3 separate regions of the Mus musculus genome follow, and regions 1 and 2 are each linked to region 3. Evidence: chromatin loops called from intact Hi-C (ENCODE). Cell type or tissue: heart. All regions are shown on one strand. Each heading gives the region's core, and the rest is flanking DNA. Links, peaks and the distances in the headings are about the cores only.

What was found. Hi-C counts contacts between places; a loop is a spot of excess contacts. Peaks named below come from ENCODE experiments on the same cell type or tissue, not always from the same donor. Only the 100,000 strongest peaks of a DNase experiment are listed, where the experiment ranks them.
Region 1: it touches region 3 in a loop (2.3-fold over the local background); 4 of 42 quality-filtered maps call a loop at or near these places.
Region 2: it touches region 3 in a loop (2.9-fold over the local background); 2 of 42 quality-filtered maps call a loop at or near these places.

The regions. Positions count from the first base shown.
Region 1 is chr11:76,414,044-76,424,070 of GRCm38, forward strand. It overlaps Timm22 (translocase of inner mitochondrial membrane 22), which reads left to right. Exons shown (of 4, transcript NM_019818.5): 4 at 3-2,270. The coding sequence ends at 79. Abr (active BCR-related gene) reads right to left here. Exons shown (of 23, transcript NM_198895.2): 19 at 9,991-10,027; 20 at 9,005-9,139; 21 at 8,110-8,215; 22 at 5,692-5,839; 23 at 2,689-5,150. The coding sequence ends at 5,061. Among named protein-coding and RNA genes, the nearest start is that of Timm22, 12 kb to the left of the region's middle. In heart, for the core only: a CTCF peak has its summit at 5,330; a DNase peak (open chromatin) is centred at 7,028.
Region 2 is chr11:76,248,206-76,258,507 of GRCm38, forward strand. It overlaps Mrm3 (mitochondrial rRNA methyltransferase 3), which reads left to right. Exons shown (of 4, transcript NM_183263.5): 4 at 1,690-2,417. The coding sequence ends at 2,219. Nxn (nucleoredoxin) reads right to left here. Exons shown (of 8, transcript NM_008750.5): 8 at 9,021-10,302. Among named protein-coding and RNA genes, the nearest start is that of Mrm3, 9.6 kb to the left of the region's middle. In heart, for the core only: a CTCF peak has its summit at 5,122 (motif pointing right); DNase peaks (open chromatin) are centred at 5,136, 5,866 and 7,546.
Region 3 is chr11:76,493,107-76,501,106 of GRCm38, forward strand. All of the region lies in intron 2 of Abr (active BCR-related gene), which reads right to left. Among named protein-coding and RNA genes, the nearest start is that of Abr, 74 kb to the right of the region's middle. In heart, for the core only: a CTCF peak has its summit at 3,179 (motif pointing left); DNase peaks (open chromatin) are centred at 1,655, 1,815, 2,265, 4,845 and 3 weaker places; H3K4me3 peaks cover 3,441 bases; H3K27ac peaks cover 6,148 bases.

The DNA of each region.
Region 1 (10,027 bases), core at 2,028-10,027, 77 kb before region 3:
AGCTGGAGTAAAGGCCGGGGCCATAGGTTGTGGAGGGTTTGCTGCTTTCTCTGCTGCAATCGATTATTACCTACGGTGAAAGAAACAGCCGGGAAGGAAAGAGGACGCCAGCCACCTTCAGAGCTGCTCTGTGGAGCAGTTTCTACACACTTGGACTGCTTCAGGGGTGAAGCCAAGTGCATCCCTCTACAGTTGATGGTGTGAAGGACACACCTCGCTGCTCGATCGCTCTCTGCAGCCATTGGAACAACCATACTTTTCCACTTGAATTCCAACCAGGTTTTTCAGGGGAGGTGGTATGGCAGAGTGTCTCCTTGCAGTAAACAGATCAGGAGGCAGTGTGTGGACTGTTACGCATTAAGCTTTGAACCAGGCTCAGTTCTGACCTGGCTCAGCTCCCCAGCTTTGAATAGGGAAGTGGCAGTGTTTGCCCATAGCCGGGAAGCTCTTCTTCCTTCTGTGTGCAAGTATCCATCATGAGTCCCAGGGCAGGGCAAAGTAAACTTATGCCATCGAGGCAATTATGTGATTTCAGTTAGTATCTTTGCTGTCCTTGTTAAAAAATATGGGGGTTGGGGATTTAGCTCAGTGGTAAAGTGCTTGCCTAGCAAGCCCAAGGCCCTGGGTTCGGTCCTCAGCTCCGGAAAAAGGAAAAAAAAAATATATGTATATGGGGGCTGTGAGAAGGCTCAGTAGTTAATACCAGAGGTCCCAGGTTTGGTTCCCAGCACCTACATTGTGGGTTACAACCATCTGTAACTCTAGTTCCAGAGATCTAAGGTTCTCTTCTGGCCTTTGAGGGCACCTGAGTGGTGCAGACATATACACATGCAGGCAAAAATACCCAATTTTATTTTTTTTAAAGCAGATGTACTATTATTAGGAGCTAGTTTTTCAGATTTCACACCTCTGACAAAAGATGCCAGCTGGCCCAAAGAGTGACAAATCCAATGGAAAGGCTAGGAAACCTCTAAGGAACTCTGGGAGCGTTGCTCTTAGCGTCTGTGGAAGCTGTATCTTTGTTACCACAGCCACTCCATCAGCAAGGCCTCTCCCTAGAAAGTTTAGCCATGTTCCTGGATGTATTGCAACATGCTGGTAACTCCTCTGCCTCCTCAAAGGCATTGGATTGGCTGATGGTCATGCCTACAGCTTACAAAACCCTTGGTCTTGGGCCCCAACCCAGGTGAAAGGTCCGTGAATGTCTTACTGTGGTCACCCTGCCAGCTGAGTCAGTCATACTGTAGCTACTGGCCCAGATCAGATGGCAGAGGCCTGTTCACCACCACTCCTGTTCTCCGCTAAGCTTTTCTTTGGCTTTTGGTGGTTTGTTTTTTGTTACTGTTATTCAACAGTTCAGCCTAATTATACCATGGCAGAGAACGAGCCTTTTATGTTTGGGCTGTGCCACTGAACTGTTTACTGTAGCGTGTGGGTGAAGGTGGAACTAATGGGCTCAGTCCTTACCTCCTGCTTCTGTGTAGGAGGCTCAGCCGAGGCTTGGAACTGGCTACCTTCAGCCAGCAGTCTTTTCCCCTGCTGTATAGCAACCCTTCTACCCTTGCTTTTCTTGCTTCCTCATCTTCACTCAACCTTAAGCAGAGTTCAAAGACTCAACTTCAACATTGGTCATCTGGGTGTGTATTTATATGTGAATAATGATATCAGATCCAGAGTAACACCTTTGCTGTCTTCTTAGGATGGGTGAGTGCACGGGGCTCGGGCTCTTTGCTGAATACTTTTCGTTCCTATGCCGAGGAAAGAATCCAAGTCAGGTACTCAATTAGTCAATCTCCCTGCTTCTAATCTGCAGTGAATTCTGTATGATGCCTGCCCTATTTCATAAGCACAGAGCTTCAGTCGTGCCTACCCCAGAGCTCTGGAAACAGGCTTAGGAGTGCTTCCTGTATTGTCTGTAAATCCTTCACCTAGGAACACTGATGCAAGGATGGACTCTACCTGGTACCTGTCAAAGTGCTCAGGTGCCTGAGGTCTTTTACCAGCTGCTCTTTCACATGAGCGCCAGTACAAGAAATGCTGCCATCACAGCTACCTTGGCACAGAGGGGCCTCAGCTGTCAGTAGCCATCAGTTGAACAAGCCAAGCCTTGTCCACGTGGACCATTCAATCAAAAGGAGATGAATAGCTTCCTGTTTTAGATGGCTGGGGGTCAGTATGAGCTCATAAACCAAACAGCAGTTTGCAGACACATCTGTTCCTGATCTCTAGAATAAACAGTGTCCAATGGCTTCAGCTGATTAAGTCCCACACAAACCCTATTGGGTCTCCTAAAGGAGTGTAGGCTCTTGGTGGTGGTTGGAAGGTGCAGGTCTCTGACAGGCAACTTCAACAGAAGTCTGCCATAAAAGACATGCTACTTTTGAGGAAAACATAAGTAGTGGAAGGCCAGTGGGCTACCTCTGTCATCTTTTCCAGGCATACTTGTGACCAGGCCCACAGTGAGTATCCCATGAAGTGAACGACTGCAGCAGTGACTTAGAAATGCATCCACAGAGAGGGGCAGCTTTCTCCCTCAACTGCCACAGTCTTCCAAAAGTCAGAAGGGAGGTGCAAGGTTAGAGATAAACAGGTTCCTGGAAACACATCTGGGTGCAGCTGGAAGGATTTAAATATTTAGATTGGTGGTCTTTCCTGGACTACTGAGAACACAAACAACCACACCATGGGGCTGAGTTTTGTGCAAATGTTGAGGCTTTGCAATTTTTTTATTAACATTTCCCTCTCACATGGTTTACATCAATTTATAATAATCTACATAAGTTTAAACAGAACAGAGACAAAAAAAAATATATCCATACCCACTTATTGGGGGTCCCATCCTACCTTGTCAGCAAAAGCTGGCAGCCCTCAGTCGTTGCTCAAGCAAGTACAGGCATACCTGGATTCCTGGACCCTGTCTCCTGGTGCCCTGCTGGCAGTGAGGGGGTGCTGGGCTGCAAGGCCCCCATCTCAGGAGAACCACCAGATACTTCCTTGGTGCACTTCAGATCAGGTCTGGCACCTGACTCTGTCCACTTTGGGTGGAATTTATAAATAATAGGAACTTCTAATAGTTCTCAGCTCCTCCCGCTTCCCTGCTGTTACACTGCTTAAGCAAGCTGGGGCTGCAGTCACTGCTGCCGAGCAGCCCCGCTCTAAAGAGGCAGGAGGCACTGTTTTGAGCTGCAGCCAGCTCCAGTCAAGCTTTGAGAATTTGTTACTGTCAATCCTTTGGAAGCAAGAATGCACATACCAGCACCTGAGTGCCAAGGTAGTGGCAGATGTGATCTTTACATGCATGACATTTTCTTTCACCTGTCTGAGACAGCAAGGCTCCTTGTTAAACTGCTAGTAGGCAGCTGGGAAGTTGGCATGCCATCCTCCTGCATAAACAAACTGTACCGTTCTGTCAAAGGCAATAGGTATGCACAGGACCAGAAGAGCCCTACTTAACCTCACCTAACAAACAACAGCTTGGGGGCCAGCAAACCCTTGTTTAGACTTAGCCCTGAGCACACACAATGAGAGCTGGTCTCCCCAATCCTGAGGGCCAAGAATGAACTGCCATATAGAAGATCCAGAAAGCTGTGTGGTAGCTGTGGTAGCTCAAGCCCCTATGACAGGAGCACCTGTCTTTCCCTGCTGATTGCCACAGGCTGGTAGCTCCTACTCAGACTGGAAACAGTGCTTTTGGAAGAAAACTCCTTTTTAGTACCAAGCAGTAGGTCACAGAGCTGGGAATGACAGCTGCCGACCCGATGCTCTATAGCCCCAGCAGAACTCAATTCACGAGAGACAGCCTACCCCACAATTTCCTGTATACTTGGGATTACCCACAGGCCTGAATTTAGAAGCCAGGGTAGAAGCATTCCAACTGGGTTCTGTCTGCTGTTCCTAGGCTCTGGAGCACGCATGGCATTGTGGCTGCCCCGTGGCAGTGCTTGGCTGTTGAGAGTGTAAAATCTAAGGCAAAAGTACCACGAGGTATGTGTGATTCCAGGTTCCAGGACAGGGCCTGTCTTCACCTGGACACCTGATTCAGCCACAGAAGCTGCTCTCCAGGAGAATGTACACTAGGATAGCCACTGCGGGTCCTTACACTGAAGACTGGCTTCCCTTGACTTGCCACTGCTGGCCGCTCCACTCATCTTGTTCCTTCACAGCCTGGGTGCCCACCATACCCTTCAGGTGCAATCCTGACCTCTCTTAATGGCAGGACACTTGTGGGTCATTACACTCAAAGAAAACAGAACACTGGGGAAAAGGAACAGAAAATCCAGCAATAGAAGAAACAGCTGAAGATACCGACTGGTAGGCAGGAGATAGAACAGACAAACCCCAGAAATGGCAATTCTCAAATAGAACATTCCAGAAATGAGCTTTCCAGCTCTGTGCTGAGGATTAGTGTGTGTCTGTCTCCTTGTTCAGCATTTGCACAGACAGCAAGGAAAGCAGATGCGCTTCCACACGTGGAGAGCAAGGAGGCCAAGGGCAGCACGTCAGACAGGCCAGCACTGCCCAGGGCCCCTGCAGAACTTTGCGGTGATGGAGCAAAAGCCCATGCTGCACATGCATGCAGCAGGCTGGGAGGTGGCAAGGGCAGACACTGCAGGGAGGCTGCAATCTGGGAGCAGGGCCAGGAGAGGAGAAGCTGGCAGTAGTTACGAAGCGCAAAGTAAAAGTCCTTGGACCGGACTCAGGCAGAAAGTGAGTGCTGGGAGAAATGAAAGAACAAAGCAATCTGTCTGTGCCCATACCAGCTCGGCCACTACCTTTTCTGCAATGACAATAATACATAAAACAATTCCTGGACAGCACGGAGCATCAGACACACTCGGGTACAGAAGATAGGAGCTGGGGTGTGGTGAGGAGGCGGGGGCTGGTCAGCTGGCTTTGTACAAGGTGGCACAAAAGATGCACATGTTCCAGTTCTTGGAAGGTGGCTTCCCTTGGACTCTGGAGTGCTAGGCTGGGGAGTTTCTGTTGCAGTCTTTCAAGTCTATGTCGGGGCCCGGCTGGAGGGCTGGCCCCTGGCCGCCCCCACAGCTGCCCACCCCAGGCTACACGTCTGTGGAGAAGTACAGTGTGTTCCGCTTCAGTTCTGCGAAGGAAATGGGGGGATGCTGCAGGTAGTAGAGGAGGACCTGGACCTGTGAGGAGACAGGGAGACTGAAGTTGGGGTCCTCGCCTTCCAGACCCTCCTCCCCTGCTATGCTGAAAAGGAATGATTGCCAGGCCACAGCCAAGAGTTAACCCACGTCACTCCCCAGACTCACTCCTGCTTCTTCCCCTTTCCCTGAAGCCCAGATCGCTTTGCTCATTTACAGCACTGGAGGGTGCTGCAGGGTCAAGGGTCAGGGAGCCACTTCCTTGTCTAAGTCAAAAGCTTTCAGCATGGGCCTGAGATGGGTGCTGAAGATGAGCCTCTTGACCCTGAAAGCAACCCTGGGGCTTTCATTCACGAGGTCAATCCCCAGCTCTCAGTCTTCTGTCCCTCTTCTGAGACTGAAGCCCTCAGGAAAGCAGCTAGCACCTGGGACAGACATTCTTCAACCATGTGTAGACTCATACATTGTTGTCTTGCCTTGAGCAGGAAGGGTGCTCTGCAGCCAAGTGCTTGGGCACCCTATATACCATTAATTCAGCTGCCTAGCAGGGGAGGTGGGGCCTCCTACACAGTGCTGGTAGTACCTGGGCCATGACATCATGGGACCAGATGTCTGCAGCTGATGTGAGATGTGCTTTGCTCTCCACTTCTGATGGTCTCAGTAACGTGGGGCCAAACACCGTGGCAAGGTTGTGAAGTGACATCTTGTTGATGGGCTCCTTCTCAGCAACCCTGAGAGAAAGGAAGGCGAACAGAGTCACTCCTCAGCGGCCACAGGAGCCCCAAGAAGCTAAAGGTACTTGTAGAAGCTCCCTCAAAGACACCAAAGCGGCAGACACCTAACCTCCCTTCCAATAGGTGGGAAAGACATTAGGCGAAGGGACTGAGGTCCCAGCTACGTCCTAGTAAACTGCTGTAACATACCCCTACTAGCTCCTAAGCTATGTGCCATGCTGATGGAAAATTGCCAAGCCTAAGGACTAACCACTACCCAATGGCATCCCTCTTGACTTAGATAAGATGGAGACAGCTCTAAGGACTCTTCCTGTAATCCTGTATGTTGTCGTCATCCCCTCTACAGAGGTGAGGGAACCAAATAAGAGGTTTAGTGATGTCCCTACAGTCACACAGCTAATAGGTGCTAGAGCTGGTTTCTGAGCGATGAGTAGTCTCCCCAGGAGCCACTCCAGAGCCCAACAGTAGTACACTTATGGGAAGTCAGCAGTGGAGAGGGCAGAGCAGAGAGGACCTGCTGCCCAGAGGCAGCTGCTAGCTGAGCCTACAGTTATCCAGGCTGTGTTGTAGCAGGAACAGTCTACACCACAGGCAAGTCTGGAGGCTGAATTCCCCATTGTCTCTGAAGAGCCTGCTCATGGGCCTGCTCTGACTCTTTCCAGATCTCCCCTTCTATTATGTAATAGACTAGGTTGATCTGTCCCCTGAGTGAAAGTGGGAACTACCATCTCTGGCTACTGTCGAGGAAGGCTCAGTATCACCAAACACACCAAGAAATTTTGGACCTCCCCCGACTCCATACTAGGAAATGTTTCTGGAGTCTCCATACACACAAACCCTGGATAGGGCCTCTCATCCTATTCTCCCACCAGGAGAGTCACAAATGTGCCTGCTGACTACTTTGGAAACAGGCAAATGTAGTGCCAGCAGACAGCTGTGCAGCTGGCTAGCCTCTACCTCGTGTACACACACACACACACACACACACACACACACACACACACACACACACACACGGGCCCAGTTCCCAGGATGGAAAACCTAATGCATTTTTTCCCTTCCCATTCCTCCTCAGCATGTCCTCTCACAATGTTCACCAAACTAGTTGGTTGGGACTTTGGTCCTGGCCAAACCAGAGGGAGGGACATTGTCTCAAGATGAGAAAAACAAGACTCCAGCGCCAGCTGTGACTAGGTCCCCACTGGCGCCCTCCAGAGCCTGGCCTGCCTGAACCACAGCCAGCACCCAGATGAGGGGATGAGCTCAGAGGCGCTGGCCCATGGTAGCAAGTGGATTTAAGGAATACCAAGTGACCTCCTTCCAACTGGTGTCTGTAATTAGTCCTGGGCTAAAAAGTAAGTGATGAGGACAGGCTGGTACTAAGTTCAGTACTAAATAGTGATGTCAGCTTAACAGCTCTGGTTTGCCCTGACCATAGGAGGGGCAAGGGAAGGTGAGAAGGGCCTTAGTTTAGGACTTGTGGGCATTAAGTACAATTTTACAGCTAAGCCAAGCAAGTCCCTGCTGGGCTTAGGGTCTCAGTTTCCCTGTTTCATAATGTATGGGCCAAGACCAGTAGGCTTCAAATTCTTAACTGACTCATAATGAACACATCAGATGATGTAACAACCCAGGACACATGGACAGGTAATGGAATAAAGCAATCTTTTTGCCTGGAGCTCACCCTTCTGCTACCCTTTCTATTTCACTTAAAAAATGCTGCACTGGGCTAGCAGGACGGCTCAGTGGCTAAAGGCCCTTACTGCCAATTCTGACACCCTGAGTCCAGCCCTCAGAAGCTACATAATAGAGTCGACTTCTACAATCTCCACATGCGAACCACACATGCATACACGCATGCACACAATAAATAAATGTAAACAGAACAAAAAGTTGTACTAACTAAATAAATGGCTGCTTTTGGGGCCCACAGATTAAACCCACCTGAGGCCCTTTGGTTCACCCCACCATTCTACGAGAGTCTCCTTATGTTTCCCAAGCTAGTTCTTGATTGTTCAAGCAATCCCCCTGCTTCAGCATCTTGACCACAGGCATGTGCTATGGTACCATGGCCAATTATTTTATACTGCAATTAGGAGCCAGTTTCCCAACAACCAATTGTGAGCTCAGGACAGGGAGAAACAAGCGCTCAGCCTGCTGCGGGTGGCCTAGCACAGGCCAGGACCCAGGAGGTGGAGCTGAGACGATCGGTCTGGTGGGACAGGACAGGAAGCTGCTCTGGGCTGGGCCCTGCCTCTCCTCCTTACCTTTTCAAGTGTTCCAGCAGGAAAAGGAAGGTGATGAGGTTGGGGTCAGGCAGGGAGCGGAGTAGGTGCATCATGCAGTTCTCCTTGGCAGCAGGGTCTGACAGGGCTGCAGGAGGAGAAAGGGCTAGGGCAGGGCCTGCCTGGAAGGCCAGAAGCCTGGACCACAGAGAGAAGGCCTGACCTGTGTGTGGCCTGTCAACAGTGGGTTTCCCTAGGATGCCCAACCATGACTCATAACGTGGCTAGAAGGTAGGCTGAGGGAGCAGCCTCTCCCTTCCCTTCTCACTGACCATTACCCCGGTTCACCCAACCCAAACTCCATGCTAGTTTAATCCACTAGTCACAAGTTATTACTAGGGGTGGGGATGTTCTCTGTCAAACAGCTCTGAAGCTGGCCTATACTGAACAGCCTCCCCTAGGCTTCACATTCTCTACAGGGTCTCAAGTCTTATCTGCCTCAGGAGAAGAAGGGAGCACTGTGCCAGGCCTGGAAGTGGCCCTTGTAGGTGGTCACAGGAGCTCCACTGGCAAGTACCTAGGCAATGAGGAGAGCCACTCCGTGGGGCTCAGAACAGCTGTCCCCAGTAAACTACAGCTTTAACCAGCTTCTTCCCTAGCTCTAGGCCCTGCCAGCTCAGGGCCTTCTTCCATAAATGCCTGTGTCTCCAGGATCAGTGTGTAAGGGGGAGTCACAAAAGGGACACATGGACAGCGGGACAGGTAAAAGGGCCCAGCCTCAGCAGGCTGCACTTCATTCTCAGGTCCTTCAGTCACAAGAACAAGACTGCTCTGGACAAGCCACTGGCAGGAATGCCTGGGGCATTTCCTCCTGCTTTTCATGTTACCAGTCTAGGAGACTCAGCCCAACCAACCCTCAAGACTGCAGAAGCCTCACCAATGCCCTCCATGAAGGCTGGATAAAGTCTATCTGTAAGGAGGGGCTCAGGCAGCTCCCGAAAGTATAGCTTGAGGGTCCCAGCGATGGCGTTGATGTCCATGTCGCTCAGCATCAGTAGGATGTCCTTGTTATCTGTACAGGAGGGGGCAAGGTCAGAGGCTACACTCACCTCCGAGACATCTCAGGGGCAGCCCTAAGTACTGTTTCCGTCCCTCATATCTGTCCCTCGAACCTCTACGCACTGCACTCCTTTACTGCCTCCCCTTAGGAAGGTAGGGTATACATGGTGCCCACAAGCTCTACCATATGTCAATGCAGATGCTATCTGTGGGCAAGGGCATCAAGGGACAGGTTAGAGTCTATCTGCTGTGACTTCTCAGAAGAAAGGAGGGACATAATGAGTTGCTCAGAGTACCAGAGTGATACCCACCCCACATAGCACACACCTAATTACGTGGTCTAGGGAGCCATATATCATCATGTTCCCAGCCCCTAGCCTACCCTCACCCTACGTGGACTCATCATGGCTGCCTGCCTAGCTCAAGCATCCTGAACGCTGGATATAATACCAGTGCCTTAGCCCGACCCAGCCTGATAGAAGAGGGGAAACTGAGGGCCAGGACCCGCCACAGAAGAGACCTGCCACATGGTAACAGGGCCCGAAGACAGCAGGGAGGAAGAAGTCTGAGCCAGCAATGTATACTATGGAGTCAAAAGGTCTCAATTTAAGTTCAGGAACAGAAACGTGCAAGTTGGGTAACCCAGAACGAGTGACCTGACCTCTCTGAATGCCATCCTCATTGTAGCAGTGGTTAAGAAACATGAGGGAGACCTAAGTGACAAGACCCAGGACATGTAACTTGTCAGGGGACTCAGAAACAGCCTCCTTCGTGCCACAACAAATTACAGGGCACTGGCCAAGGCTTCTCCCTCTCCACCAGCTGCTCAGGTACCACCCATACCCGCTGGGCCTCTCTACTCACTGGCATCAAAGACAGCCTTCAGGGCCTGGATGTCCGT
Region 2 (10,302 bases), core at 1,207-9,206, 240 kb before region 3:
TTTGTTTTTTTAAGATTACTTGAAATGATGCAAAGAAGCATTCAGTAAATGTTGCTTGTATTTTAAAAATATTTTGAGACCTGATGTGCTGTTTTGGAATTTTAAGTCAATGGGAGGAAAAATAGGTTCCCATTTTATGAAATTTTTATGAATATACATTAATTATTTACATGCCAAAGTTAAGACTTGGTTTAAGATCCTTGTCTATCTTAAGTTCTCAAAGTGTTGAGTATATGAGTCCTTCCTAACCCTTGAGTTCTGAATCCCATAGAAAGAAAGCTGTCACCAGAGTGATTCTGTATCCTGGGACATTTTTCTTAGCCTCAGGGAAATGTGATACACAGTGATACACAAATTAGCCTTACTACATCTGAGCTTTTTCTCACAGAAGGGATTAATAGGCTTGGTTCTAAACATACCTGGCTAGCAGTTGAGACATGTCTAGAGTGCCTTTTACACCCTGGGAGCGGAAGGGAGGGAGCTTGTCACTCATCAGAGACACCCAAGCTACTATTAAATATAAACTAACAGTGGAGCAATTGCTGAGACTTGCCTAAATTGCTCCATTCAACTCTCCCCTGACACACTCTGTCCAACTCAGGTCTGGCAGTGTGAGACCTAGTTTCTGGGGTTCCATTTTCAGTACCCCACCCACTCCATTGTCGATAGCAGTGCGGTTTTGGGAATGTGCTCGCATTGCTGAGGTAATGCGGTTCTCACTTGTCCCCACGGCTGGGGTGAAGGAGGTAGGGAAAGAGGAGGAAGGTGCGGCAGAAGGGGCTCTCACTTGGCCTATAGTCCAGCTCCCATCTCTGGTTCCCTGCAGTGCTTAGGAAAGCCCATAGGTGGGAATGTCTGGGCATGAGTATATTCTCTGTGGTCTGACAGATACTATCCTAAGCTTGCCGAGTTAACTTTTAAAATGACCTGTCATAAGGCAGCCCTGTGACACTCAATGGGGAAATGCCTTCCTCCTACTTGCCTGTGGTGGGAGTAGTCATATGGCAGGTCAGTATCTACTGGGCAGCCAGTGCACAGGAGCCCTCAGGTCTAGATGTGACTATGTCCAAGTAGGTTCCTCTAGCCTTCTCACTGCAGCATGAGGGAGGGCCTTGGCAGGGACAGGACTACCAACTTTGTTATGTTGGCCATTGCCTACCTCTGGCCTCCTATCCCACCCTCCCTGTCCAGCAGCAGGCGTGCTCGCTCACTCTGCCTTTGTGCTCTGCCTGGACCTCTCTCCAGCACAATCCCCGTGTCCCCTAGCAGCCAGTTCAGTGTCACAGTCTCGTAGATTTTAGTGTTTCCCTGCTCATGCTTCTTTGACATCAGTTACTGTTGATACTGTGGTCATCTGATTCAGTGATCTTCCAGTGCCACAGTTGATGCCCTGCATCCCTGCAGGTCCATGGTGGCATTTTAATCTCCATTATATTCCTTGCAATGCCTGGCACCTGTGTATGGGTGCGATGAACAACATCTATTTCAGCACTAGCAGCAATCGGTCTTCTAGACCCTTTGCTGGTCAGTGTCATCAGATGGGAGGCTCTTGGTCCCAGCAATGGCGAAAACTGTAATGGAAAAACTGTTGGTTTATCTCTTGGTTAGGATTAAAGGGACTTACTTCAGCGTTACCTTTGTAGTCTAGGAAGATTGGTTAAGTCTCAATTTGTATCCTTTGTTTTTTAGGCTGTGTGGATGCCTGGGAGCCTAAAGTGCTCCGGGCAGGCATGGGGGCACATTTCCAGGTACCCATTGTGAACAATGTGGAATGGGAAACAGTGCCCAATCACTTGCCTCCTGACACTCGAGTCTATGTGGCAGACAACTGTGGTCACTATGCCCAGGTTCAGATGTCTGATAAAACCGGTGACCGTGACTGGGCATGTGATCGCCGATTCTTAAAGTTTCACAAGTATGAAGAGGACCTAGACACTAAAACCAGAAAGGACTGGCTGCCCAAACTTGAGGTCCAGAGTTATGATTTGGACTGGACAGGAGCACCAGCAGCTGTGGTGATAGGTGGGGAGACGCATGGAGTGAGCCTGGAATCCCTGCAACTGGCCGAGAGTACCGGTGGCAAGAGACTGCTGATCCCCGTTGTACCTGGTGTGGACAGTCTGAACTCAGCCATGGCTGCGAGCATCCTGCTCTTTGAAGGGAAAAGGCAGCTGAGGATAAAGGTGGAAGACTTGAGCAGGGACAGGAGTTACCACTGAAGGAGCACAGGAATCCTCAGTGGGAGGGGAAGGGCACCTCCAGCCCCTCCTCTGCTAGGAGGCTGGCCAAGGTGACAACACAGGAGCCAGGGGGTAGGCACTGCCACCATTGTGTGGTACTTAAAAAAAAAGAGTTTCTATTAGTGTCTGCTGTTCCTTATTAAACAACAAAGGTCAAAATTCTTTTTCATTTTACCCATATGAGTGTTTGCAGGTGTGTATACTATACCACAAGTATGCCTGGTACCTGGCAGAGGTCAGTAGAGGTGTCATATCCCCTGGAACTGGACTTATGGTCATGAACCACCTTGTGAGTGTTAGGTACCGAAACTGTTCTCTGGAAGAGCAGCAGGTGCTCTTAACCACTGAGCCAACTCTCCAGCCCCATCAAAATTCTCCCTATAATCTCCTATCTCCACTAGTTTTGAGATTGTAACTTTTTTCTAGTGTGTACTACATAGGTACTCTGCTAAAGGAGCCAAATTCCCAGTGCCTTAGTATTTTCTGAGAAGCTGAGGGCTACAGGGCATGGTAACCAGCAGCCAGCTGTTTTTCGGATTTCTCTGCAGCCATCTCTGGGCTGGCATATCCAGGCCTTCTGTCCCACAGGCAGCTGATGTGGATTTTCTGCCTTTGTGGTGAACCAACTGAAGCAGTTCATCAGGTGGTGTCATGCCTTCTTTGCACAGCTCCTCTGCAAAGGTATTCATTTGTTTGTTCTGAGACCTATAGCCCTGGAAAGTCTAGAACTTATTATATAGACCAGGGTGGCCTTGAGCATAGAGACCCACCAGCCTCTGCTTCCAGAGTGTAGGACCAAGGTGTGCACCACCATGCCTAGCTCTACAGGCATCTTTTTGAGGATTCTGTATGAAAAGAGGTGAGACCCTGAGTCCACTTTGCAGCATAACCTGCTGCTGGAAGTGCCAGCTTGCTTACCAGCTCCTTGCTGCTAGTCATGGTTTTAGTGGCACTTGATTAAATGCTGTGATTTAGGGGAACAGCAAGATGACCCAGGGAGTAAAAGCACTTGCTGTCCAAGCCTGGTGACCTGAGTTCAATCCCTGGAATCCATATAAAGGAGAAAACCAACTCCACAGAGTCTTTCTCTGACCTCCACACACAGCAATGATCTAAGGGGCTGCCGAAATGGCCCAGCATCTAACTGATATTTCAGAGATCCCAGTTGAATTCCCAGGGCTCATGTTTGGTGGATCATGTTGGGTGGCTACCTTTAATTTCATCTCCAAGTGATCTGCTCCTTCTGGCCTCAGATATGTATACTCAGATGTGCATAAACAGACACATTCATATACATGTAATTAAAAATAAAAAAATGTACATTTCATTTTTAGATCAGGAAGCATCACTGGGTGTTGTGAGCCGAGGACCTTACAAGGTCAGGGTGCGGAGGCTCTAATCATACTGCCTCAGCACTGAGCTCTCAGATCCCCAGGGATAGGCTGGATCCTTAAACCCCAAAATACAGTGAGGTCAGAGAAGACCAAAGCAGGTAGTTGCACCTGCTGAGTAACCATGGGAAGGAGTGGGGGTGCTGGAGTTTGGAATCCGTTCTAAACACTACTTCTGCAACCACAAACAATTGGTTTAGAGTTGAGGTTCCAAGCAAGTATTTGTGCTACATCTTCAAGCCCAGCAGCTCCAATGACTAGGTTCCTGTCGGACTCCTTTGCTGCTTATTCTAGGAAGGCTGAACAAGTTGCTGCACGTACAACAGAAACCATAGAGCCAACCCTTCCCTTTCCATTCCTTCAGCTCTAGTAAAACTCTTGGGAGAATCAACTGGGCAAGCTGCCCATGTACCAGGTGGCAGATGCCAGGGCTTTGGGGTGCTTTAGGAGAGATTACTGGTAGTGTTTGGTTTTGTTGGCTGTGTCCTCCCAGGAAGAACACTGCCTGCCCTCCCAGGGTACTGCACAAACGTTTGATGTGGGTGGGTAGTCCATGGGTTCCTGAGATTCTCAGTCTCTAGTCAGCTTTTAAAAACCAGGAAAGGCCAAAGCCTTTTCTCCGAGGGCGGAGGGATATGTGTGTGAGAGTCTGCGACAGACAGAGATGGGGTTTCTTTCTCTATGTAGTCCAGGCTGTCTTAGAACTCACAGAGCTCTGCCTGCTTCTACTGGGATTAAAGGCATGTGCTGAGCCCAAAGTTTTTTTACTGTGGCCCACAAAGGCTGGAACACAATGTGAGCTGAGGGGGACTGTAATGACTATCACAGCAGGCTGGGTTTTAAAGGCAGCAGGGAAGAATTCACACCACTCTGCTGAGCCTGCTGGCATTTAGTCTCCCCTTCAACACCTCAGAGAGTGCTAAAGAAACAGAAGGCACCAAAAGGAAGCAAGCAAGCACACCTCTGCCAGCCACTCTCCTGTACTTAGTCTCCTGCATTGTGTGCAACTTGAGGCCATTCTGCTATCCTAGGTGCAAGACGGATAAGAAGTGTATTTGTCAAATGCTTTCTGGCCAGTGTTAGAACTTAGCCTGGGGGCTGGGGTACACACATTGTCCTTTTAAGTGACTGACTACAGGGGAGTGCTTGTGGCTATGTTCTTGCTGAGCAAACATGAAAAAAATCACGGGCTGGAGAGATAAGAGCACTGGCAGCTTGCTCTTCCATAGGTCCTGAGTTCAATTTCCAGCAACCACATGGTGGCTCACAACCATCTGTAATGAGATCTGATGCCCTCAACAATGTATTCATAAAAGAAGTTGGAAAATCGCTATCATGAATTTTCACCTTTGAGAACAATGAATGTCACCATTTCCCCAGGAAACAGGAATAAAATGGAGCAGTCAGAGTTATGGAAACTGGAAGGGAAACTGAAAAACTGGCCTAGGCTCCTGCTTGGCTTTGCAGGGAGGCCCCCTGTAGTAGTAGCTTTGGCCACAAGGTGGCAGGCCTCACCTCAGAAATGGTTACACAGGCTAGAGAGTTGGGACTTGCCCTGGGCTTAAGTTGTTCAAATGGAGTCCTAGCTCCCCCTGCCAAAGAGTACTGCAAACTTGGATTATATCTCAGCTCAGTGGAGATCAGAATCTGAAATTCAAGAGAATATAGACATTAACACAGTTTCTATGTCTAGCCTCTGGGAGATGTCCCATGTGTTCCTGTCACAGGAAGCTTACATGCATAGCCTTGCCCAGTGCGTTTGGTCCTTTACCTCAGCCAGTTGCTAAGTGGTGAGAATCCTGGTCACTTAGACACATGGGGCAAAATACTACTTGACATCTTGCTCCAAGGGCTCACAGCAACTTCTGATGACTGTCACCCGTGCTGAAGTGCATCAGGGCCACACAAAGTCCCAGCAGCCCAGCCTGCCAGGATTCTCTGACCATGGGTTGTACTTTAGGCCCTGGGGCTCCTACCTCCACCCAGCTGCCTCCCCAGCCGCTCAGTGACGTTCTTGCCATTTGGGCTCATCTTGTTTTACTTTCAAGAAGTATGTTGCTTTTAACTACAACAGTCTTTTCCCTTTCACTCCAGGAGGGAGTGAATACACAAACAAAATAAACTAGGAGCCAAATTAACTGATGAACTGTTTCTAAACAGAGCAGAGTCTCATCTGAGCAGCTGGGGCTACAGCTGCCAGCCCAGTCTCACTGGAGTCCCAGGAGGCACGCCCGCTCAGTGCTCAGTGGCCCAGTGTTCTGGGATTGGCCCTGCACTTCTCCCCTCTGTATAGCGATTCCCAGCTGTGTCATCTACTCAGGAAACCTCAGACTTGGGGTGCCCCATCACCAGTGCTGCTGCTTCATGAGTGGGAACAAAAGGTGGGAGGAGGAAGCAAGAGCTGCAGCAGGGTTACTCGCCCTCCTTGCCGCTCATGGGGATGAGGGCGAGGCACACCCCAGAGTAGCTGGTGAAGACTATATTCTTAGCTCTAGTCCTTACGATTGCTATTTGAGGTCTGAGCATCCAAAGTCCAGCCCTGAGGCCACTGAAGCCTACTCAGGGCAGTATGATGGCTTTTCAGAGTTGTAACTTTAAAAGGAAATCTCAGCTGTTCTTGAGGAGTTACATGCACTTGGCCTAATACAGTCCCGGCCTGGGAAGCAGCCCAGAACACTACAGGCGTGACCCACGTAGCAGTGGTTAGTTTTAATTGTCAGCTTCACGCCCTCTAGGATCACCTGGGAAAGGAATCTCAACAAAGGACTGCCTAGGTAAGTTGGCCTCTGGGGCAGTCTGTGAGGAATGAATGATCTTGATTACTTTGTTAAGGTGTGAAGAGCTGCCCACTGTGGGTGGCGGCATAGGATCCTGTGTTGTAGGAGTGACTTCTGGCTCTGATGGACCCTGGAACTGAATTGTAAAAGAAACTTTCCAGTAAGCTGTTTGGTCACAGTGTTTTATCACAGCAACAGGAATGAAACGAAGACCTTCATCTTTCCTCCGTAAAGTATGTGGAGAACACCCTATGTTCTGATTCCCCTGCAGCAGAGTTCCCAGCACAAAGCAGAACTACTATATAAGTCCATATACAGCCTTTGTTCCTGGAAGGTTTACCACGTATGCTCACAGGCCCTTGCCTTAATAATGAAGTCATGGGCTGGAGAGATGGCCCAGCGGTTGAGAGCACTAACTGTTCTTCCAGTTCAATTCCCAGAAACCACATAGTAGTTTACAACCATCTGTAATGGGATCCCATGTCCTCTTCTGGTGTGTCTGAAGAGAGTGACAGTGTACTCACATACATAAAGAAAGAAAGAATAATATAATCACAGTGAACGGTGGTCCCCTAGAAAGTCCCCTAAGCAGCCTGCTTGGAGGCATTGTCAATAAGGGATATAGATGAGGTAACCCCTTTAGTATAACCATTGTGGGAGAAACTTTGTAAGATCTTGGTGGGCTCAGGACTGGCTGCACAAGACAGTGGGAAGGGAGAAGGGTGCTCTTGAACCTCTGCAGCCCCTGGGTACTGCCACCCTGGCTTTTGTACCTCATTGGTGTTGTGGTGCTACAAGGCAGGCACAGGTCTGCCCAGGCTGACAGAAGAAATGTCTCTGTGTACAGAATGTGAGCACCTCAGCATGTGGCACTGGATGCTAGCCCAGGCCACTCCCTATGTGTCGACTCTGTGCAGCATTTTGACACACGTGTCCTCACTTGCCCGTGTTTTCTCCTTGCTCCCTTTAAGAAGACCATTGCAAGTCCCACAGACCTGTTCCCAAGCCACAGTCCTCTCCTTGCTGGATTCAGTTTGCCACCATGAGCATGGGAGCAGGAGGGGGAACAGCTTTTTTGTGTCTTTAATTAGGCAACAGGATAAAACAAAGTCTGGCTGGAAATTACCACTTGAAGCTTGCCAAAAAAGCAGTGCTGGCTCCGTATGCTGGAATAAGTGAAGGCCACTGGTTTCAAGAACACATGGTGGGCAGGACAGAGCAGAAACCACCTGACTCAGAGAGGAAGCTGGTGCCATCTGCCCTTTTCCATCATTAGCCTAACAGATGTCCTTTTCCTTGTATGGATTTATTACTTTTGATATTTTGAGACTGTGTTGCTATGAAGCCTAGGCTGCCTTTGAACTTATGACCCTCCTTCCTCCCTCCCTAGTGTAGGATTCCAGACTATCCTTTGATCTTTTGTGTGAAGGCTGGGTGAAAAAATCTTATCTTGCTGGGCACTGTAGCTTATGCCTCTAGTCCCAACACTTAGGAGCAGAGCAGGGATTTGAGGCCAGCTACACAGTGGCTTTCTAGGCTAGCCTAGGCTGCAGAGTAAGACTTGGTCTCGAGAAATTTAAAGAAATGCATCTCTATTGTGGGAATGGGGTCTGGAGGTCATTTTGAACACAAACCTGGGAATTCTACAGTGGCATTTTTATAGCTCCCTTCCCATGTCGACCTGCAGGGCATGGCGTTCCCCATGCTGCTGGAGGAAGCCTGTGGCTGCCACAGCTGGTGTCTTAGCCTGTTTCCAATTAGCAAGGAGAGTCGGAAGGTATCTTGGAGCTGCTTGGTGGGAGCTAGCACACCACCCACTTGGTCTGCTGCAGTAACCTTTAGGGACTGTTCACTGGTTTGCAGGAAAGGTCCTTCTGTAGCTCGTTCTCCAACTGTAGCAGCTGCACAGAACTAGGCTGTCCCCAGTCCTGACTAAGCCACACATCCTCTCTAAAAGGGGAGTTCTGGTGTTGCATTCTGCTGACCGGAGAATCAGCCCAGGACAGGCCACTGAGATACGACATAGATCCAATCCTGCACCTTCCAATTGGCTTCTCTTTCTCCTCCCCACAACCCCCCAAAGGTAACTAGCTGCCAAAAGGGACACCATCCTTTCCTTCAAAGCCATCACACCCAGGGCACAGACAGAAACCTATTCATTTTCCAAGGGAGAGAGTTCATCTTGGTCCTTGTCCCCCTTTCAGGGATGCCCCTAGCCCTAGGACAGAGCTAGGACACCCCATTCCTTGCCCTACTCTTTGAAGTGAGGTCCATGGTGATTCTAGTGTCTCCCCATGGAGGTGTCAGTGCTCAGCTTCAGTAAACACAACAAAATTCACAACAAGGTCTTCAGTCTGAGAACCAAAGCTCCGGTGAGCTTCCTGCCTTCTGAAAACCAAGAGAAACAGACAGCCATGTGCTCTCTCTCTCTTCTCCCCCCACCCCTGTGTGTGTGTGCTGAACTCAAGGCCTTGTGTACCCTACAACCAAACTCTGTTCCCAGTCTCGGTTCGTTAGATTCTTGCGGGCTCTAGAACATTCGCCCCATCCCAAAGAAAGCACTAAAGGGAAAAGGACTCATCACTGAGGGCAGGAAGGCCCAAGCGAAGGGTGAGGTCAGAGAGGCCTGCTTTATCTGCTTTATTTCTTTCTAGGTGATTGCACTTCAGGCTGGCAACATCTGATAGTGTAATTACCAACTAATTTTGTACCTCTGAATTACAAGCCAACAATCCAATTCAGCAAGGAACAGCAGTGTCAATAGCTTGTTGGGGGAGGACAACTGCGTTTTCCAAAATAAATGGTTTGGGCTGGTAAAGTGTTGGGTTGAGCTGAGGGTGAGGCCCAGATGCTTTGAAGTCCCTGACACCAGACTGTGACAGACTAAAGTCCTGGAAATCCCTAGGCCAAAGCACAGACCCTAAGAACATGGCTGATGTTTCCACTGTTGTGGTCAGTTCAGCTGCCTGGGCAGAGCAGAGGAAGTCAGGGTGACTGCAGTTGGCATGCCCAGTGCCCTCACTGCTTTCTAGAGCACAGTTACCTTTGCAGGTTCCTAGAGGAAAGAAAACCCTCGTCTCTTTTTGGATCCAGTTTGAAAAGAAAACGGACCATGAAAGGGGCTGCAGGTGATTGTGGCAGAGAAGCAGCCCACAGAGAAGCCCGGGTAGCTGGGCAACACTTCTCTGGGAACTCAGGGCTGAATCTTGGGAAGATGGCTAAGGGGGAAATCCATTTCTGAAATCCCAAGATTTCGGGAGGTTTTTGTATGAGCAGAAACCTGGGGATGGCCAAGAGTACAGGAGGAAAATGGGGAGATGAAGAAACTAAGCACACAGTAAGCGTTCTATGAACTGTTAGCTCGGCTATTCATTTTCCCACCAAAACAAACACCCACAAGGTTCCTTAGAGATATGGAAGTCCCCTGCCCAAGAACCCACTGATGCGCTGGTTTTCCCTCAGACCAAGAAAGATCACGTCCTTACAAAGCAAATTCGCCGACAGCTCTCAGCTGATGGCCACTGAGGTCATGACCCTTCCTCTGTAACTCCCACGGGTACAGATGTCACAGGAGAGTTCCCTCTGGCTTGGGGTGTGTATACTGATCCCAGAGTCAGAGTCAGGGCCTCAATCCACGGTCCTTGCTTGCTCACTCTGCAGAAGACCCGGGAAGGTCCTCCATCATGAGCCAGGAGAGGTGGCAGTCTCGGGGCTAGCTGGTCATGCCATCCTCACGGATCCCCAAGCCATCTCCAAACACCGTGGGACCTGCTGCCACTGTGAGGATGCACACCCATGGGTGCTAGCTGAGTTGCTAATGTAGAAACAAGGCACCACAGAGGTTGGACACTTGGATTGTGTGATTCAGGACACGCTGGAAAAGTCCAAGGGCAG
Region 3 (8,000 bases), core at 1-8,000:
CGGCTGCTCTAAACATGCACCAGAGTACCGAATAGAGATGAGGTGCCAGGATCCCACTGCCGCTCCCACCCAAGCCTGCAGTCATCTCTCCACCCCAACCCTGCATATTTGCCACCTACCTAACCTAGGTCTGCAGTCTATTTTTAGTCTCCATTAGCTCCTTCTTGGAGCCACACCATGGTGTGTGGGTGGAGCGGGGCTGTGATCATCAATCATCTTATGAAAAGGGAAAGACTCAGATACCTAGCCTGGCAAGGCACCAAATACCACGCCCTCCAGGGCCCATGCAGTCAGGTAGCCCTGCTTTGCAGTGTGCATACTCCTGCCACAGTCCTCAGAGGCCCTCTCTCCAGGCACAGGAAAGAGAAGCGATAGGCTGTGGCTCAAGTTCTTAATGGTAGGTAATAGGCAATGGAGGTTACTTCTCCACACCAGAGCTGGCATTCCCAACAGCCCATTCCCTCCTAACCTGCCTCTCTAGTAGCTCTGCTGACCTGGAACAAGTGGGCTACTCTTGCTTATGCCCACTTTGGGAAAAATGCTTACCTACCGGACAGCTGTTCCCACCCCCTCTCCAGCTAATTCAGTTATCTTCCTTCAAGAAAGCCCGAGTGACCTCAAATTCTTGATCGTCCTAAAGGTTCACTTGCATAGTCAAGACGCACCAAGTCGCCAGTCTCCTCCTTGGAAAAGAGGCAGCTCCCTTGGCCACACTTCGCAAATGCCCTTATCCTCTGGTTGCCATGGAAACAATGAGTTATTGCCCACCAGTTTCAAGTCAGCCAGCTCTTCTGGGGGCAATAGGCTCACATCAGTGACGGGCCACCAGGTGACTCATGTCACTGCCAAAAAGATCCCTTAACACAGCTGACTGAGGGGAAAGCCAACAGTCACTGCCCCTAAGGACAACTGGTGCAGGGCAAGCAGGCACTCACTCCACCTCTCCCCACAGAACAGCTGCTGAGAGAGCCCAGCCCCTCAATCCTCTAGCAGGAACGCACCAGCCCATCTCATGCTGAGTTAGGCTCTTCCACTCAGCCATGAGGCTTGTGCACACATCAGCCATTTCTCTCCAAACACGGCTTCAGCATCAGTCAAGAGCCATCCCTGCCCCCTCCCCACAAGCATCCAGGGCGTGTCACATTCCCACCTTCACGGCCACCAAGAAGGGGGACCCTGAGCCAGGGCTGGTCGGGGTTCCCAGTTCACACTCCTCCAGGAGAAACACATCTTCATCCTCCAGAACCTTGTCCAAAAAGCCTATTGCCTCCTCTTCCTCTTCCATGGCAGCCAGAGCCGCAGAGGGCAAACAGGAAGCAGGGTCCACACAGCGGCAGCGGCAGCAGCAACAGCAGCAGCAGCAGCAGCAGCAGCAGCGGCAGCGGCCGCCGCGCGCCCCAGCAGGGAGGCAGGCAGGGGACAGGCGGGCGGGGAAGAGCGCAGGGCAGGCCTACACCAGCATGCTGGCCTCCGCGGAGTCGGTCCTGGCACCTGGCCACCGGCTGGCGATGAAAGGCTCCATTATGAACCTTTTCCTGCTGCCGCTTTCCAGCCGTCCTGCGCACCGGGCCCGCCTCCCGCGCGTCCCCACCCTGAGAAAGGGGAAGCGGGGCCTCCAGGCAGTCACTCGCGGGATGAACGCCGGGCAGGGTCGGCAGCCAGCGCCTTCCGCGGTCCGTTCCTTCCTCGGCCACTCCGCTCGCCCTAGGCCTGGTGCCGGGCTCGTCCGGGCGTCCCGGTGCTGCGCTGCCGGCCCCACAGAGCCCGCCCTTTCTGGACCCGGAGGCCCGATTGCTCCAAATGCACAGGAAACGCACGTCTTGACTTGCGAGGTGGAGCTGCTCGTTCCTGCTGTGGTCACCGGGCGGGCGAGCGGCTGGCGGAGGCTTCTGGAGCGAAGGAGGAGGGAGGGAGGAGGCCGCAGACAGGCCGGGCGGGCGGGGGTGGGGGTGGGGGGGTGCTTCCCAGAGACAAGCTTTATTTACAACTTCTCGCCGGAGCCCTCGGGCCAGCGGGCGGTGTGCAGGAGAGCGGCTTCCCCGAGAAGCCACCCTTCACCCACTCGGTCCACGTCCCCGTGGAATCGTCACAAGACAGAGCCCCCTTCGCACCTCGGCCTCAGGCTCCATCCAGCACCTTTGCAGCGGGGAGGCCCACTGCCAGTGAGAAACCGCAGTTGCCATTGCACCACGTAGAGTGAACAAGGCTTTGCATTTAATTTATACAGGAGGGGACTGGCCTGCCTCATGTCCAGCTGAAGCACAGTGGCAGACAAGGTCCTGAGCATGTGTCACTGGGCACCATGGACCACCCGAGAGCCACATCACGGTCAGGTGCTGCTGGCAATGCCACTTCCTTGGAGTAGTTTCTGTGACGTCCAAGGAGAGAGAGCCCGCCTACAAGGCCAGTATGCACAATCTAGGACAGGTAGTATTATCCACCCTGCCCACTCCCAGAGTGCTTCACTCTCACACTTCCCTCAAGCGTCTTCCATATTCCAGAAACTAAATTCATACAGAGGATGAGGCTCACACCCTGGTCCCCGACCCCATCCCTAAGTAGACATACACTCATATTGCCACGGGGGAGGAGTCTAGGGCCAGCTGCAGGAACTCTTTTACAACTCAACACTGAGGCCAACTGTGGCATATCTTTAGCACTCATTCAAAGTTCAGGTAAGGCAAGCACCAAAGTCCTAAGTGAGCTGAAGAAACTACCCAGGCTCTAGCTAATTAATGTCCCCCAAAGGAAACACAGGCTCAAGTTTCAACACAAGGCAAACTGTATTCTTTATGGTTCTAGCTTTGTTTTGAAACAGGATCTCTAAATGTAACCAAGATAGACTTGTTTGCTTTTTTGTTGCTTTTAGATTTATGTTATTGTACACGTATGATTTATGATTGTTTTGCCTCTGTGTGTGTGTCTCATGTTTGCATGGATCAGAAGGCATCAGATCCAGTTTAGACCCCCTATAATTTAGTCATGAAGGTGCTAGGCACTTAACCCAGGTTCTCTACAAGAACTCCAAGTGCTCTTCTGTGGGGGGGGGGGGGGAGGAGAGGGGTTGGGTTTTTTCAAGACAGGTTTTCTCTGTAGCCCTGGCTGTCCTGGAACTCACAGATTGGCCTGCTTCTGCCTCTGCAGTGCTGGGATTAAAGGTGTGCACTGCCACCACCTGGCTGCAGCCGGTGTGTGTTCTTAACTGCTGAGCAGTCTCTCCAGCTCCCTGTAATGGAACCAGCTATGTGGATCAGGGTGGCCTGGAACTCTGAGATCTGCCTGCCTTTGCCTCATCCTGTGTCACCGCGCCCAAAGGAAAATATGAATGCTTAAATAAAATCTCCTGATTTTAAAATGAAAGCAGGTAATTTACATTTTTTTTAAAAAGCACAACACATTGTGAACCACATCCTTGCTCTGAGCTAGGCTTAAGGAAGGCCACAAACTGCCTTTACTCTTGCAGCTGGTTGTTAGCTGTGGTTATGTGGGAGGAGTTTCCCCTTAGTGTGTGCCCTATGCTCACACTAAGGATTTGGCAGCTTGGAATAAAATTCAGCTTCATCTACCAGCCTACCACTTTATCTTTGTAAAACTTGTGTAACGGGTACCAGCAACCAGGTGGTGCAGTGTCTGAATATGCCCATCAAAACGTCACGTGCTTTTTATGACCAGTTGTCTTAGTTAGGGTTTTACTGCTGTGAACAGACACCATGACCAAGGCAAGTCTTATAAAGGACAACATTTAATTGGGGCTGCCTTACAGGTCAGAGGTTCAGTCCATTATCATCAAGGTGAGAACATGGCAGCGCTTAGCAGGCATGGTGCAGGAGGAGCTGAGAGTTCTACATCTCCATCTGAAGGACACTAACAGAATACTGATTTCCAGGCAGCTAGGATGGGGGTCTTATAGTGACACACCCACAGTGACACGCCTACGACAACAAGGCAACACCTCCTAACAGTGCCACTCCCTGGGCCAAGCATATACAACAAACCATCACACGAAGCCTTTCATACAACAGCACATTCACTTGTCAGTGGCAACCATATGGCCACAGGGCAGAGTCAAACTGTTGAGGCCATTGCCAACAGAAGGCAAACTATCCCCACTGGGGACAACTCCCCTCTACTGTGCGCCTTAGCTGAGAAGCACATAGAAAGCCGTGGGGGAGGGGAGACTAAAAGGAACCAGTGGGGCTTCTTACCCTACTCTTAAAACGTTTTCTGGAACTTTGAAGTCAAGAGAAACTCTTGCCCTTCTGTCAATAATAGAAAAACCTGCCCTCACCGAAACTGACACAGATGGAGAGAGGTGTGACAGGTTCTCTAAGGTCTGAACTGGTCAAGGATCTGTCCCACCACTGGGATCCTGCAGCTCTCTCCTACCCAGAATCCGCTACTTTTTCTCAGTCCAGTTTCGCTCCGGCTCAGTTATAAATAGCCAAGACACGTCTGAAGGGCCCTCTCAAACCACAATTCCTCATTTGGTTTGGGAGGGTAAGGCTGTTCCATGGCCTGGGAACAGCCAGGGTTGGCACTCCCTAGGGCACAAGTGTGCCAACTCAGGGCCCTGTGCTTGCTATAGGTTCTTCTGTCCTCCACCCTGCCAGCTCTAAGTGCACAGCATAGGGGTCCACATGGGTCAGACCAGCAGGCAGCTGAGGACTGTAACCAAGGGACTTTCTGTGAACCCCACAGAAGCTGCTCCCCAAATATCCAAGGTGTCAACGGCCCCACCCAGCCCAATTGGTTGGAAATTCCAGTGAGTGGACACAGAAGCCGCATCCACTCAGAGGCCCTCAGTCCTCCCTCTGGAGGGGAAGTGACTCACAAATCCCCAGGGTGCTCCCTCCCTTTCCCCCTCAAGACTTCAAGAAGGCCCTGGACCTAGGCTTCCTCCTTACTCTGCCTGGTTCCAGACTCTCCTCTCCAGAGACACAGCCAGTATGGCGCTGTCCTCTGGCCTTTCTCAAATCCCTCAGGCGGCTGGGTACACAGTGAGTGGGTTCTGGCTGCTCCTTCCTCCTGCCTCACAGCTCAAGGCTCTGTCTCTCCCACAGCCCTATGCTCCCAGCCTTTGGAAAACTCATCCCATCTTACTGCTCTGCCAATGGCGACCCACTGCCACCTCTAGGTGTGAGACCTGCCCAGGCAGCTGGCTCTCCTCACAGGGAAGTCAGAGCAGCAACCACCTTCAGCTCCTCAAATCCAGACCAGCAAGTTCCTCCTCTTCCCCACCCTAGCTTCCCCTTCCATCAGTGGGTTGTTATCTTGTGGCTCTTTGTGCCCACGGCCCCACACATCCCTTTTACTAAATTCTCTGTTTCTTCCATCTTTCTCTTTTTCAAACCACAGCCCAAGCAGGCCTTGCAACATCTCACACCTACGCAACACCTTGTCTGTCCAGCTAACCTGCTCACTGGTAGATGCACACTGATATCTTAAGGAGGCCTGGGATGTGTGACCAACCCCTACCACTGCTGAACTCTCAACCCACTGAGGTGAGGGATGAGTAGAAACAGGAATGGGTAGGCAAGGCGCTCGTGCCATTGGAAAACTCCACTGGGGAGTGTGAGGGTGAAAGACAGACAGAACGCCATGCATGCGTGGGGAGTTAAGGACTGCAGGCTCTGAGATGTGACTGGTGGGCTTCTAGGTAGCACCTGGAAGCAGAGAGGTCTTTCCGGGCAAAAGGAGGAGTGCCCAAAACAAAGGTTTTATTTTCTGGGGTTTTTGTTTTTTGTTTTGTTGTTGTTTTTTTTTTTTTTTTTTTTTTTTTTTTTTTTTTTTTTTGTCTTCATTTGTTTTTTGTGGTGCTGGTGCTGAAGCTGGAGTGCAGGGCCTTGCATAAGCTATGTTACATCCCAGCCCTAAAGACAGTTTGTTTGTTTGTTTGTTTCTTTCTTTCTTTTCTTTTTTTTTTTTTTTTTTTTGGTTTTTCGAGACAGGGTTTTTCTGTGTAGCCCTGACTGTCCTGGAACTCACTTTGTAGACCAGGCTGGCCTTGAACTCAGAAATCCACCTGCCTCTGCCTCCCAAGTGCTGGGATTAAAGGCGTGCACCACCATGCCCGGCTTCTAAAGACAGTTTAAGGAGGCTCAGGAAGCAGGAAGGGGACAGAAGACAAAAGCAGCAGCAGATAAGTATGCAGAGGGCAGCTGAGGCAGGGGCATGACGGACAAGAACCATGAACATCCTACAGGGTAGGGTACCAATCACAAGTTCTCATACCTGCTAGGTCCAAATCTCAAAGTCTGTAGGGCTATCACACACGCACAGACCACACACACACACACACACACACACACACACACGCACAGACCACACACACACAGACACAGGGAGTATAGCCTTTCCTTATACACACACACACACACACACACACACACCCCTTATATTTAAGTCTCCATCCTCTCACTCCCTTACCAACTCAATTAACAAGCACTTATCACTTGCCTGCTCTACGCCAGGCATTGTGCTCACATTCAAAATGTAGTCACAAACAGGGGACACTGCCCTTTGTGGAGCTGACAGTTTCAAGAGCAGAAGGACCAGGTGACTGACTCCCAAGGCTGTGCCAAAGGAAAGGCAGGACTGGGGAGGGGCACATTTTAGAATTATGTTGTTGAGGTATAACTCCAGAAAGAGTAACGTGGAAACAGCTATTGTGATTTTTAAATGTCCACACCCTCTGAGTCAGCAATTCCACCCTAGGGAATTGTCTAAAAAGGCACATCTAGAAGGGCATAGAGATGTATGTATAAAAATGTTCACTGGCGTGAGAAAGCAGCACGGGCTGCTATGAGTTCAAATGCCTAACAGTGAACCGGAATCCGGCGGTACACTAGATTCCAATGGTGGAATGGTACACTAGAAATTCTGGCACTCAGGCAAAGGCAGGAAGATTTTGAGTCCCAGGTCTGCCTGAGTTATAAAGTGGTCTAACACACACACACACACACACACACACACACACACACACACACAGGCACAGTAAAACAACACAAAAAAGTGGCTTAATTAGCACTGGAGTTGTAATTCAATGGCAAGAGTATTTACCGAGCATGTGCAAGGAGGTCTGGGTTCAATCACAGCATTGCCTCACCCCTCCCCCACCCCCAACCACCACCAAAAAAGCCCTGAGAGGGAGAAGGAGCTGGTTAAATGAATTCTGGTTTATCCATGGGATGAATACCACATAGCCACAAAAGGAGTACAGTAGATCTTAATTCCAGATCTACAAGATCTCTCTCAGTCTTTACTGGAGTTTAATAGTATGGAATCATTTGAATACGTCGTCTGCATATGGAGAAAGCAGGGAGAAATAACCTCTCAGTAGCTGTCTGTAGGAAGCGAGCTTTCACGAACTACATGATGCACTTCTGATAAGTGGAAATTTTGAATATGTAATCAGAGAAAATAAAGCTATAAAGAGAAGTGAGGAGGCTGGGGCATAGCTCAGTCACAGACCCAGTGCTTAGCATTCCCAAGGCTGCTTAACCTTGCCCCCTCCCACACAGACACACAACGCTATGGCGGGAATTCAGAGTGGATCTGGGAGGGCACAGGCAGGTGCGTCTGATGTAACAAATGAGAAGTCACAGGAGGCTCCCTGGAAGACGGGTCATTAAAATTCAGCCAAAGTAGAACATGGCAATACATGATTGAGACTCTAGCACTTGGAAGGTTAAGTCAAGAGGGTTACAGGTTCAAAAACCAAACTGGGCCTCATAGGAAAAGTCTGTCTTAAAACACCCAGGGCTTGGTCTGGGGCTCAGTAGCAGAATGCTTCCTCACAAGTAAGTCCTTACCTTCAAGCCACAGAAAACAGTGAAGTAAAATAAAAATGAGCACGTTAGTCATACTGGTGGAGATGAGAGACAGGCTGAGAAGTCAGGTGGAGTTAATACTGCAGGTGGAGATCGGTGGGGACGCTTCAGAACCTGGCAAAGAATCCAGTGATGGAGCCTGGCAGAGTGGGAGCCTTGGGGTTTCACCAT